Regions from separate parts of the Homo sapiens genome. Here region 2 is linked to region 1. Evidence: chromatin contacts called from ENCODE Hi-C data. All regions are on one chromosome and are shown on one strand. The core of a region is the stretch at or near the end of the contact, and the rest is flanking DNA. Distances in the headings are between cores, read along the strand shown.

Evidence for each region. Hi-C counts contacts between places; a loop is a spot of excess contacts on that map. Pooled maps may share reads with other maps.
Region 2: a map of MCF 10A shows a loop between it and region 1 (5-fold over the local background). The contact joins the promoter of IL20RB here to the enhancer-like site in region 1. A Hi-C loop is called at or near these places in 2 of 168 maps with a recorded cell type or tissue (MCF 10A and mammary epithelial cell), 1 of 37 single-sample maps with no recorded cell type and 5 of 50 pooled maps.

Annotation. Positions count from the first base shown.
Region 1 is chr3:136,067,160-136,074,315 of GRCh38, reverse strand. PPP2R3A (protein phosphatase 2 regulatory subunit B''alpha) reads right to left here. Exons shown (of 14, transcript NM_002718.5): 6 at 3,764-3,838. Among named protein-coding and RNA genes, the nearest start is that of PPP2R3A, 110 kb to the right of the region's middle. RefSeq lists an enhancer at 3,201-4,400. Within about 2 kb of position 3,180, at least 13 of the 41 ENCODE cell types and tissues checked have a DNase peak (open chromatin) inside an H3K27ac peak, as active enhancers do; they include mammary epithelial cell, where a contact is called at or near this core.
Region 2 is chr3:136,954,445-136,961,600 of GRCh38, reverse strand. IL20RB (interleukin 20 receptor subunit beta) reads right to left here and starts at 3,618. Exons shown (of 7, transcript NM_144717.4): 1 at 3,400-3,618. The coding sequence starts at 3,487. It overlaps IL20RB-AS1 (IL20RB antisense RNA 1), which reads left to right. Exons shown (of 4, transcript NR_183729.1): 3 at 6,810-6,870.

The DNA of each region.
Region 1 (7,156 bases), core at 1,931-4,430:
CAGTCTAAAAACAGCTGACAAAATAATTAACTAAACAAACAGCCTTTCCTGTAACATAGATTTTCAATGATACATAGAAAATAAAAGTTTTCTAACTTTCCTTCATCATATATGTACCTCACATAAGCTAATACTTGGATCACACTCTATGTCAGTGGTTTCTTCCAAATGCAAACTGAAAGAACTGAGTAACACTAGCATGCAAACATATTAATTGTTCTTCTATACTGTATGCCACGAAGATTATATAACATTCAATAGAGTCACATGGTAACTGATTTTGCTTTTTCTGAGATATCTGTCATTAATTCTGAGGCTGATCTTTATATGTTTCTTAGAAATAGTGTGATCTTAACTGTTTTTGCTGTGAGCAGGGTAGAGAACGATGTCTTTTTAATTTGGTCACTTTTATGTCTAACAACAAAATTAATTTCATACTAGAAGGCCTTATTTTACATTTGTTCTAGAAAAACTCACTGTACTCTGAAATAATGCAACAGTTTCAATGACTTCATGCCATTATTTGACCAAGTTTCATAACAGAAAAGGCACTGAGGAGAAGATAACCAGTCTAATACAATTCTATTTCCAGATAATCGTTTTTATACTTTTTATTTGCCCTTTTTGTGAGTTTATCACAATGGCAGTTATTCACTTATCTCAGTACATATTCACGTGAAATGTTCCCAATTAGGTCTTGTTTACTATTTATGTTATGGTGCTGTTTTGAGTTGCCATATTATCATCATTTTATCACAAGTATTTTATACTTAAATGGCTAGTTCTGAGTAATGGATTCACTTTTGTGCATTGGAGATAAAGCAGCACAATGTTAATAACAAAGTGAAATTTAACAAATGTAAAGTTACATACAAATGCCATGAAAATATTACAGCAGAGATAATTAACTGTACTCTATTAATTCGCCAGTGTAGTTCATTTTGTTCAACTATTATTAACATGACGCTATTTCTCAGAAAATGTGAATTATATGTGAACAAAATGGTTTCATGGCTTTTCACTCTAAAATCATAAAACTTCCTGGGGATGGCTGGGTGCGGTGGCTCATGCCTGTAATCCCAGCACTTTGGGAGGCCGTGGCAGGCGGATCATGAGGTCAGGAGATCGAGACCATCCTGGCTAACATGGTGAAACCCCGTCTCTACTAAAAATACAAAAAATTAGCCGGGCGTGGTGGTGGGCGCCTGTAGTCCCAGCTACTTGGGAGGCTGAGGCAGGAGAATGGCGTGAACCCGAGAGGTGGAGCTTGCAGTGAGCCGAGACCGTGCCACTGCACTGCAGCCTGAGTGACAGAGTGAGACTCCGTCTCAAAAAAAACCCAAACAAACAAAAACCAAAAAACTTCCTAAGGACTACTTGCTAGGTGACCAAATACCATCGAATGTCCAAGTACTTCAAAAAATATCAAACTATGCGTTCATTAAGATCATGAAAGAAAAAAAAGAAATATCAAACTAGAACCATAAAGAAAACTTATTTCCATTTTACTCTTTTGTTCTTTAATATCTAAGAATACATGCCAACAGTTTGGACTAGTTTAATTCCAACAGTTTGGACTAGTTTATTTCTAAGATCTTTTCTAACTCTTAAGAATCTAAATTATGCTGTTAATATGCCCTGAGTTTTCAGAATAGTCAATATTCAGAACCCAATAATTCTCTTTGGGACTGCAGCCAGAGCTAGCGTAGAATTCTTTTCTTTTGAGACAGATCCTTGCTCTGCCTCCCAGGCTGGAGTGCAGGGGCAAGAATCTCAGCTCACTGCAACCTCCACCTCCTGGGTTCAAGTGATTCCCGTGCCTCAGCCTCCTGAGTAGCTGGGACTACAGGTGTGCACCACCACACCTGGCTAATTTTTATATTTTTAGTAGAGACGGGGTTTCACCATGTTGGCCAAGCTGGTCTTGAATGTCTCGCCTCAAGTAATCTGTCTGCCTCGGGCTCCCAAAGTGCTGGGATTACAGGTATGAGTCACTGTGCCTGGCCTAGAATTCTTAAACATGGATAATTTCATGTATTCACTCAGTACATATTGACTGTCTATTATATGCCAGGGAATATTCTAGGTACTGAGGACATAGACAAAGTTCCTGCTTGTATGGAGCTTATATTATAGAGACGGAGATGGACAAACAAAAAATTAAATATCAGATGACAGGAGATGGACAAACAAAAAATTAAATTTTATCAGATGATAGGAGATGGACAAACAAAAAATTAAATATCAGATGATAGGAGCTAAGAAGAAAAATGAAGCAGGACAAAGGAATAGAGTGTAGGGGGAGGGGGCAGAGGAAGAAGGGTTACAAAAACAGAGAGTGATCAGGGAGGGCCTCACTAAATAAGGGAACCGAGCAGATATCTGGATGAAGTGAGGGAGTGACAATGTGGAAATCTGTAGGAAGAACATTCCAAGCAAAGGAAAGAGGAAGAACAAAGCATGTGAGGCAGAAGTGGGTTTGGTTTGCTCATGGTGGCTGAAGCAGAGTAAGAAAATGAGTGGGAGGTAGGAGATAAGATGAGAGAATAGGGGTTGCCAGGGTATGGGAGGATTATGGAGAATCTTGGCAAGGACTTGGCTTTTATTCTATGTGAGCTGGGAAACTACTGCAGGGTTTGAGCAGAGGAGTGACATGATCTGGCTGATTTTTTAAAAGGACAATTGTTTGCTCTGTGGAGGCTAGACTATGGGGCAATTAGAGTGGTAACAGGGAGACCAATTAAAAATAAACCAAGTTTGATATCAGGGCGACAGGCCAGGTTGATTGTGGTAGAGGTAATTTAGTAGAGTGTCACGGTTAACAGGAAAAAATAACTTCTGAGATTGTCTTAGATAACAGTGACACCTTCTGGCTCAAATAAAATCTTACAAAGTTTTATACTGACATAAGAGAGCCAATGCAAAAGCACTGAATGAAAAATAAAGTTCCTACAGGAGAAAAAGAAAACAGTAGTATTTTGTAACTCGGCAGGACCTAACATATCTTTGGCTAACAAACTGTACCCTAAGTATAGGAGGGTGGTCCTCAGAGGAGACGGCCCTGTTTAGCTGAGGAATCTGAGCTACATGCCAGGGCCATCTCACTTGAGAATGTGTCTGGTGAATGGCCCTGGGGCTGGTCGGTGGAATGTCTCCAAAGATAATGTGGGAGCTAGAGCAGAGTGCATGAAATGGCTACTCCGTGCCCTGTGGGCCTGTGTGTGCTCACTTATAATTCCTGACCTAACTGGGACTGACCAAATGAGGCTGTGCCTGAGAAACAGGGAGTGCGAGCTCCTCACAAAATGAGATTGTGATCATGTTGTTTTAAATTCTTACATCGTTTTCTGATTACACACAAGCTATTTTCTCATTATCATGTCCAGTTCTAACTTTGAGGTACTAGAGACCAATCTTTTTTTCTGGGACAGGGACAGACTGTTGAAAATTCTTTTCAGTCTTATTTGGAAATGCTAAATATCAACTGGATATCAATATTCATAACACAGAAAAAGATATGCCTCATAAGACCAGATAGAAGGAATATATTACTTTAATTTTGTAAGTATTGGGCACAAACAAGAAGGAAAATAGATAAAAATGAAGAAATTATGAATTCAATTTTATTTTAGCTTCCTTCCACTTGAAATAATCATTATAACCCATGTTACCTTTTGCATAGATACTTGAAATTCTGGATAGCAGATGGTAATAAAAAGGTGACTTATGGAGTTATATTAAGAAAAAAGATGACTCAGCCTACCGTGGTGATGTAGCGGGAGTGGAATTCTGGAGCATCTTTCAGGAACGTGAGACCAGGGTGGGTATCCACCACATCCTGAAAAAGATCAAAACCAAAACTAAATTAACAAACATACAAAAATTATGCCTATGGAAGTTTTTCCTTCCTGTATGTTGCCAGTTGAGCAAACTTGCTATTTTACAATAATGAATAATGCACTTAAAATTTAATTCTTTATTAAATTCGTTTCATTATAAGCATACTTATGTGTGCTTTTCTGTATACACAGCATACTTCAAAAAAAGTTGAAGTTTGATTTTAGCTACGTTAGGTAATTTGTGAATCAAATGTCTCCGAGGTATGTACTGTAATTCTAACACATCAACAGCACATCAAGGCAATTCATCCCACAGATTATTGTCGAGGTATTATGTAAAGTGTATTTACACAGAAAGGATGTCGTGGACAGTAGATGCAAGCCAATGAAAATGATCCTCTTTCATAATCTAAAAACATGGAAAATTCTTTTTGGAAAAAAAAAGCAGCCATGTAGTCAAGTAGTTTGAATCTTTGTTAAGCTGTGCAAGCCAGTTAATGCCCATCAGATTTTATCATAATTGTGTGGATAAATCATTTCTCACATTAGAATTTTATTTATTTTTAAATCTTTAATCTTGTTCTCATTGAAGACTATTGGAATATTAAAACCTGAAAATACTGTTTTTATTTTCTAATTAGATTTTTAAAGCATTCTGAATGAGCCCAGAGGATCTAATAGAGATAATCACAATATTAATTAACCAGAGGAAATAGCTATGCCATTACAGATATAGTCTATTAACTGGCTTGTCATCAACAGACAGACATCAAGTATATCTCTTCTGTTTCTTCAGAGCAGTTAGCTATAATACCAATACATAGTCTCAAACCAATGGACTTATTTCTTTAACTTTTTTTAGGCTTATTATTATACATATTACATAATTTTTATTTTTTGAGACAGAGTCTCGCTCCGCCTCCCAGGCTGGAGTACAGTGCTACGATCTCAGCTTATGACAACCTCTGCCTCTCCAAGTTCAAGGGATTCTCATCCCTCAGCCTCTTGAGTAGCTGGGACTACAGGTATGTCGCACCACACCAGGTTAATTTTTGTATTTTTAGTAGAGACAAGGTTTCACCATGCTGGCCAGGCTGGTCTTGAACTACTGGTGTCAAGTGATCCACTCCCCTAGGCCTCCCAAAGTGCTGGGATTACAGGCATGAGCCACCATGCCTGGCTAACTTTTTATTTGGAAATAATCTTATACTTACAAAAATTATTATAGAAAAATTTCCTATGCTCCTCTCCCAGCTTCCCTTAATGGTAACAAGTCACAAACAATAGTATAGTGATAAAAACCAGAAAATGAACATGGATAAGATATGAAACTACTCAAATCTCACTAGTTTTTCCACTAATGTCTTTTTCTGTTCCAGGATCTTACACTGCATTTAGCTTTTGTGTCTCACTGGTCTCTTCCAATCTGTGAAAGTTCGTTAGTCTTTCCTTACGATTTTGATGCTTTTAATGAGTTTTGGTCAGTTATTCTGTAGACTGTCTCTCCATTTGGTTTTGTTTGATGTCTGGTCATGATTAAGGTTACACATTTTTGGCAGGAGAACCACAGAAGTGATGAGTCCTTTTCAGTGCATCACTGGGCATACGTAATACAGAGGGTATGTGATGTTGGTATGTCTTCATTTGGTGATGTTAACTTTAATCACACTTAGTTCAAGTGGTGTCTGCTGCGTTCTCCACTGTAAAGTTGCTATTTTCTCTTAATAATAGATAAATATCATGGAGGCAGACGCTTTTGAGAGTGTCAATATCCTATTTCTCCTCAAAAGTTCTCTCATTCATTTTAGCATCTATTGTTAGATTATGCCTGCAACATTTACACTGTAGTGTTTACTTAATAGTGATTTTGTTTCTATTCTGTCTACATTTCTTAACTGGAAATCTTCTATAAGGAAGAGCTGTCTCTTCTCTCCTATTTATTTCTTTTATTTTTTTGAGACGGAGTCTTGCTCTGTCATCCAGGCTGGAGGGCAGCAGTGGTGCGATCTCAGCTCACTACAACCTCCACCTCCTGGGTTCATGCAGTTCTCCTGCCTCAGCCTTCCGAGTAGCTGGGATTACAGGCGTGTGCCACCATGCCCGGCCTATTTACTTTTTTTTAACAGCGCAGACTCATGGGTATTTATTTCATTCTATGGGTTATAATCCTATACTATCATCATTTTGTTGCTCAAATTGATGTAGCTTTGGCCATTAGGAGCTCCTTCAGGTTGGCTCCTGTGTTCTCTTTTTATAAATGAGACAGGGTCTTACTCTGTCACCCAGAATGGAGTGTAGTGACTCCATCTTGGCTCACTGAAACCTCTACCTTCCAGGTTCAAGTGATCCTCCTTCCTCAGCCCCCTGAGTAGCTGGAACTACAGGTGTGTGCCACCATGCCGTTTTTGTTTTTTAGTAGAGATGGGGTTTCACCATGTTGCCCTGGCTGGTCTCGAACTCCTGGGCTCAAGCGATCTGCCTGCCTTCGCCTCCCAAAATGTTGGGATCACAGGCATGAGCCTGGCCACCTGTGTTCTCTTGATATGCCCCTGTGTTTTTATGGGGACTTTCATATTTTCTGGCATAAGATGACCCATGTTTATCTTGTATTTTCCTTGCCCCAGCTCTGGTATACGAACCTTTTGTCTAAGAAGCCCTGGCTCCTTTCATTGGAAAATGGTATTTGAAACCAAATCTGGGTGTGAAAGGTGCCCATTACTACTAGAATAGTATTTCATTGTGTACATTTTCTTTATGCCTTCATTCACTAATACTTAGGTTGATTCCATATATTGTTCAGCTTTGGTTAGTTTCCTCATCTATTTGCTGATCAGTACTCTGCTGAATACTCATGGAGGAACTTCTGAAGATCTCTGAGGATTGTTCTCCATGCAGTTCTCTCCTCTTTGGTACTCTGTCCAGAGAATTCTAGTCACCTTGGTTCTCTTAGACCCTTAGGCTCTGTCTCCTAAACTCAAGGAGTCCACTTAACTCAGCCTGGGTTTCCCATTCTTGCACTATGACTAGAAAACTTTCTCAAGGTGGTACGCTCTCTCAATCCTAAGACTCACTTTGTTTCTGTCTCTCAGGAATGAATCACTCGTTTGTTGCCTGATGTGCACCATCTTGAAAACCCATTGTTTTATATTTCCTGTCTGTTACTTTCCATTTGTTGCAAGTGGAAGGTAAATCCAGTCCCTGTTAGTCCTTCTTGGTCAGAAGTGGCAAATCTATTGATTTTTCTGTTAATTTTATTTCCTCCTACTTTAATATTTTATTGAGTTAGTTTTATTACTAATTTTTCTGAATTTTCAAAC
Region 2 (7,156 bases), core at 2,369-4,868, 890 kb before region 1:
CATCCTTTTTTAATCACTTCATTACTTACCACAAAATGCTCTTGTCTCATCTTGTTTTTTCCCTGCCCAGCCCTGGAATCAATCACTTCTCTAAGGAGCCCCACCCACATTGTTTTGAAAAAGTCCCAACATCCAGACAGCACCCTAGATTAACTCAGAATCTCTAGCTGTGAAGTCACGGAATTTAGCTTTTAAAAAGTTCCCCAGGTGATTCCAATGTGCATTTGAGGTTGGGAACCACAAATCTAGACTTTACTTCTGGTGGCTAAAGAATAGTTAAAATTTTGTTAAATTCCCACATGCCAAAGACTTTAGTGTACTTCCCAGCAGGCTCTTAGGCTCCCTGAAGACAAGTTTTTAAAATCTCTCTAACTAGCACACATCCCAGAACCTGGTACATAAATGGTGTTAAAAGAATGAAAGTTAAACAAGTAAATTAAGCTTTGGCTTCCTTGGGGAAATTAGCCTAGGTCTAACTCTTTTCTTAATCCCTCATTCGTCTTTAAATTAGACCCTTTCTGCTGCTGAACACCTATTTCGTAAAACCTTGAGTGAGTCAGTCCAAGGGAAGTAGCATGAAGGCTACCCACCAAAAAGCCCTGGGGCAACCTTTCCAGGCAAAAATCTTTGCATCTCTTCTCTGAAGGACGCTCAGTGGGCCTGATGTCCACTCCCTTTATTTGGATCCTCTTCTGCCACCTTTACCTCTATCAGCCTTTAAGGCTAATGCATTAGAAAAGGTAGCACCATCTTCTTTATTTCCTTTCCTTTGTCCCTCCTCCCTTCTTCTACCTTGTTTTAATGTCTCAGCTTTTTCTGCAGAGATATATAAAGGGCACAGGCTCTGGAGCAGACCAAACCATCATCAAATCCCAATTCCTGCACTTACTAGATATAGGTACTTGGACAAATAACTGAACCTCTCCTAGTCTCTATCCCTAATGTGTGGAATGGGGATAACACCTAACTTGCAGGATTCATGTGAGAAGTCAAGATAACATTTTTGCTAACTGAAGGCACAATGTGTACTCAGAAATAGCAGTTGTGATTGTCATTGTGATTATTACTATTGGTAGCATAATCAGCTTTCTGAATCACACACTATTATTTGGGAGGGACAGGACAAGGCAAATGATTTCTATGAAAGACAGCCATGGCCGGATGTGGTGGCTCATGCCTGTAATCCCAGCACTTTGGGAGGCCGAGGCGGGCAAATCACAAGGTCAAGAGATCGAGACCATCCTGGGCAACATGGTGAAACCTCATCTTTACTAAAAATACAAAAATTAGCTGGGCGTGGTGGCGTGTGCCTGTAGTCCCAGCTACTCAGGAGGCTGAGGCAGGAGAATCGCTTGAACCTGGGTGGTGGAGATTGCAGTGAGCCAAGATTGCGCCACTGCACTCCAGCCTGGCGACAGAACGAGACTCGGTCAAAAAAAAAAAAAAAAAAAAAAAAAAAAAAGCCACAACTCTACCCATCTGCCCAGTGATCTAGTAACTAATAGAAGTTCATTTAGAATTTGCAGAATTCATCACAGGCACCTACACAATCCAGAGGAAATGGTCAAAACTGCATAAAGACAACCTCAGCTAAAGCAATTATCTACTGATACCACCATCTGTATAACCAACAGATAATAATAACTAACATTTGAGGGTGGGGAAATGTTGAAGTCTTCAAAGCGCTTTTGTTTGTGTCATCTTATTTAACCCCTCATAACCTCAAAGTGGCTATTATGACCATTTCACAGGAAGGGAAACTGACGTTACATGATTGAGTCCTGAGCTAGTGAGTAACAGAGCCAAAACTCACACACAGGTCTTTCTGGCTATGACATCCTTGTGATTTCACCACTGAGGTTTTTTTGGTGTGTGTGTGTTTTCTATGTAAGTTTATAAGCGTCAGAAGTGCACACTCACCTCCAGATCTATTTAAAACAGGAGTTTTCAAGAAAATACTTATAAGACGGGCGTCATTGAAGAAAATGTCAAGTCGAAAAATGCTGGGCTTTCCTCTTCTCATTCAGCCTCCCATCTTCTCGTTTCAGCTTAGTGGACGGATGTTTTCTTGGCAACATTTCTGTTCCAACAACTAAATAACCAACAACTAACTAACCAAACAACCAGCATGCTTAGCCTGTGCTAGGAGATGTGGGGACAGCAGAAAAGATGCCCAGGCCCTGGCCCTCCAGGTCAGTGCTGGAAAGAGAAGTAACCACCTGAAGCTAAAGTACCTGGGGTCAAAGAGAGGTCTTGGAAAGACGTAGAAGGAAATACTGAAGATGCTGCTTCTGGTGGGAAATTATAACAATAAAGGCCAGGAGGAGGAAATGAAGGTATAATATGCTGACTGTTAAGCCAGCAGCTGCTTGTAGTCCATATTCGTTTTCAAGGAGTAGTGAGAAATAGGGTTAAATAAATATAGGGTGGGGCCTGAATATGCTGGGTGATGAGAGACAACAGAATTTGGACACCATGTGCTGAACAACTGGGAGCTGTGAAGGTTTTTAAGCTAGGAAAGAACACCATAAATTTGATGTTTAAGCCAGTTCTACACCTTTGCAAATTGTCTTAGTACTGATTTGTTACCTGATGTAAACTAACTAGAATAATTAAATTAGTTCTGTGTAAAACACACACACACACACAGAGAGTGAGACAGAGAGACAGAGAGAGAGAGAGAGAGAGAAAGTACTCAAGGCTCCCATCAACACTGCAAAGTGCCTAGTGTCTTGGAGTATCAAAATTAGAAGTTTCTCTTAAACGTGATTTGACATGAACAAACATCAAAGGCTACAGAGTTCCAATTTTAAGACAATAAAGCAGATAGGTACAAGCAACCAGGAGTGGAGCAGAGAAAACTATGTAATCTCACTGGCAGGGGAAATGTCCCAAACCAAATATTTTTTAGAATGCTATGGAGTACCTTTTCTTCAATGACCAGTAGAGAAATCCAATTTTTATAAGTCTCGTATCCAATGTTAAGCTCACAAATTGTCTTTTTATTCATGTGTATTTTGCTAGAATCTTTGTTTTAATTTGTTCTTACAGTTAACATCTCCAAGACACACACAGTAAGTCTGAAAGAACTACATTGCACTATATAAAACCAGACGATGAGATAAGTAACAAAGTGCACAGAGCTCTGCTTTTATTTATTTTGATGATTTCTCTTTCTAGATTGTTGTGTGGACATTAAGAAGAGAGATTTCCAAACAGAATGCAGGCCTTTTCTTTGGGATGTGGGAATAGAGGTTTAGGAGGTGATAAATCTTTTGTAAAACAGATATACGATATTCTATACACATATTTCAACCCCAGGCCCTGGGAAAGTATTTTTTGCCTTCTTAACCTATATTCAAGGCCCAAACTATTGGATGTATTCTAATTCATACTTACCTGTGAGCAAACATGGAATCAATGCGTAGAAAAACCACATGAAAAGACTTGTCCAGATTTCTTCTAGAACCATTGTGAAAGTCTGCATTTGGTAGACTCAGTTTGACCTAGAACATTGTTTCTTTCCAAAATAAAGCATTCTGTCCATCTCAGCCATCTTTCTTCAGAATGCATATGTTGGAGCTGAGGTCTGAGTCGCAGCGAAGCCTGAATTGTTCTAGAGCCGGCCCAGGAAGCTCAGAAAGGGCGGGCTCCGAAGCACCCTCCTTTCTGCCCAAACCCAGATGTTGCATCAGCAGGGAGTGGCCTAGGAGAGTTCCAGAGAAAATGTAACTTTGGGGAGCTTGAGAATCTGCCTATGAGCAATACCCGGACCACAGGCTCTGTCCTAAAGGACTCTGCACCTCCCTAAAAGCCAATGAGCAGGCAGGATTATCTCCCTCCCTCATTAAATAGCTGTCCTCTTCCAAGTTTCTCTCTGTGAGTTCATTCAAGCTGGGTACTGACTAGCTCTTTTTTCTAATATGTACCCACTTCAGAAAAACTAAAGATATTTGAAAAAATTTAAAATACCCTTCTAAAAGTCAGGAGGGTAAAGAATAATATATAGCTTCATATTTGCATGCATTTGCAAAAAGAAAAACTAAAAGAAGATATAAGAAATGAACAAGATTGGTTACCTTGGGGCAGAGAAAGTGGGAATTGGAAAGGTGGAAGAGAAAAATGGGAACAAGACTTTTGACTGAATATCTTTGTATATCGTTTGATTACTGAGTCACGTGAATGTATTACTGAAAAATTAAAACCAATTTCAATAGGTGGAAGAAAAACCTTGTGATAGTATTTAGCCCTTTAAAATTTAGCCCTTGAAGGACTTTAACCACCCTAATGTGCAAATACAATAGTGGAATAAACATGGGTTCTAGAGTATAATGTATTTTGGTTCAAGTTTCAGAACTTACAATGTAACCTTGGGAAAGTTGGTCATTTATTTATTCATTCAAGAAACCTTCACTGAAGGCCTACTATGTGCTAGTTCTTAGGAATTCAACAGTCCATTCCCTCAACAAGAATTTCCCAACTAGTGGAGAAGATAGACACGGGAATAATCATAAGTCAATTTTTAAAATGAAGGGACAGCAATATTCGTAAGGAAACATAGCATCACTAAAAAGAAACATCTAACCCAGTTTGTAGGATTACAGAAAGCTTCCTGGAGGAGGTGACTCCAGGACTGGGTGTTAAACTCTGGAAAAAAAAAAAAAAAATCAGCCAGGAATGTTGTTTTTAGGAAGCAAGAAGAAGTTTGGTGCAACACGAGAACAAGGTTGAAATGGCGAGAAATAGGGCTTAGTGGCAGACAGAAACAGGATTCTAGAGAGTTTTGAATGCCTTATTGAGGAGCTTGGAATTTATCCTGAGAGGAATGAAGGTCAAAGGAAGGGTTCAAAGCTCAAATATGACCATGTCATTCCCTGCATTTGAGCTTTAAAAAGTTTGTGACTAGGGTGGAGAAAACAGCACAGGGGGCCAGATTGAAGGCAGGAGGGCCATGAGGGAGCTATGGTAGTGATCCAGGTGACAGACATTGTTGGCTTCCACTAGGTTTCTCATGTCTGCAGAGAGAAATGACCAAATTCAAAAGATAAAGAAGATAGAACTGATAGCTCCTGGATATTGAGTGCATTAAGAGGGCTGGGGAGGAGGAGCCAAACATGGCTTTCAGGTTCTGAGTTTGGGTAACTGGGTGGATGGCAGCACCTCAAGTGAAATAATGAAGTGGGTGGAGTGTGGTCAGGACAGGCAGGATTGGGGGTGCTATAGAAAAAGGCTGCAAATGTTCAGCTTGCGAAATTTGAGCTTAGATGCTTATATGGGCAGGGGAGTCTCTAGTATATAAATAATCTTTGTCTCAGGTTGATTGGTGTCAACTTTTTAGTTGTGTTTCTTTAGGCAAGTCATTTAAACTATCTGCTTTATGGTTCTCATCTGAAAATTGGGAACAATTATAATAGTGTCTGACTCAGGGCTGTTGTGAGGATTAAGTGAAACTTAGAACAGGATCTGGCACAAAATAAGTATACAATAAACATTGCTGTATATCTTTTTACCACACCATAGTCAAGAAAACCTGGTGCATATTTTCCTTGATTCCAGCACTGTGAGTCAGTGGCCACATCTGTACTTTGACCTCTGGTCACTAGCTGCTTGTACAGTCTCTCACTGCTCCTCTTAAGAGTGCTTCATACATGGCCTCAACGTCTGTCCCCAATGTTACCTTTGTTCTCCATCTTGGCTTCCTGATTCCTCTCTCCTAAGTTCGCTTCTGCTCACAGTTCCAGCATGTCAAAAGTTAGCAATATAAGCCAATGTGTACTGGATATCTATTATCTGCCAAGAATGTCCTAAAGGGTTTCTACACACTATATACATGTCCATATATTATACAACAGACTTGCAAGGTAAGATATGATTTGATTCTCCACTTTTCAGGTGAGAACACAGGGCTCAGGGAAATTAACTTACTGTAGATCACAGAGCTATTCAGGGATGGAAACAGGAATTCTAACTGAGGTCTGCATAACTCCAAGCTTTTTTCACTCACTTTAACTGCCTCCCAGTTAGCATCAAAGGAATGTGTCTGAGGGACACAAAGGAGTGATCCAAGAGATCAGCAAAGGCTTTAGGGAATAGGTAGACCTCAATATGAGGTTCCGGATGTACCAATTGGATATGGGTAGGAGGGGAAGAGAGGCACACTGTTCATCATTCCTTTTGGGAGAATGATATGAGCAAAGATGGAAAGGTAGAGGGGAATACAGACTGAATTAAGAAGATGAAAATGAAAGTAAACAGAGAAAATGGAGGAAAGAATAAGAATCATTTAGCTATGCTGTCGGAGAAGAAGAGTTGTTTACCAAACTTTGAAGTGTTACGATGGCTAGTTAGCTCCACCTGCTCATTGGTCCCTGTCAAGACACTCCTGTCCAGCACTACAATGCTCTGGCAAGACAGTACTGCCTGCCAATCCTTCATAAGCCATTGCACAGAGTCTGCCCTGGGTTCAGCACACCTCAAGGGGCACTGAGAGATAATGCCATCTGCCTGTCATATTTTTTGAACAATAATCCGTTTCAAGCCTGGGTCATGACCCAACAAGTAACTCAGACCACCCACCTCTGCCTGGGCTGTATCTTTGGGTGAGGACTTCTGGAGGGCTGTGCCTCACCTGCTAGCCCCTAACATTCCTGGATAATCCCTGACCCTGATTTTGCCTTTCTCTTCTGGCTTTGAGGTGCCCCTCTATAGAAAGAGAAGTTGTAATGTCTTGTCTATGCAACATGCACAACGAAACTATTCTCTATCCTGTTTCCTGCACTTCTCAAGTTAATTTCTGGTGCCTTCCACAGAGTTGGAGGGTCATCCATGTCAGAAGATAAACCGCTGGAAGAATAGACCAATTTCCTATAGGTAGGTACAGTTCAGAAATAGGATTTTTTTTTCGATTACACTATTTGCCACTTAAATCTCTGATATTTAATTATGGAAGGAAAAGCAAGCAGAGAAAAGGTTTTATGAAAAGGTAGAGGCAGTGGGGAGGGATGGGAAGTTTTGTGGCCAAGGAAGAGAACCCTAAGCTCTCTGTGCCCTGCAGGGCCAGGACTAAAATTAAGGGAAGCACCTAGGGCGCAAAATCTGAGGCACTCACTCTTAGGGTTGTGCAAGTCCAGGATAGGCCCTGTGTCCTTGAATGAAC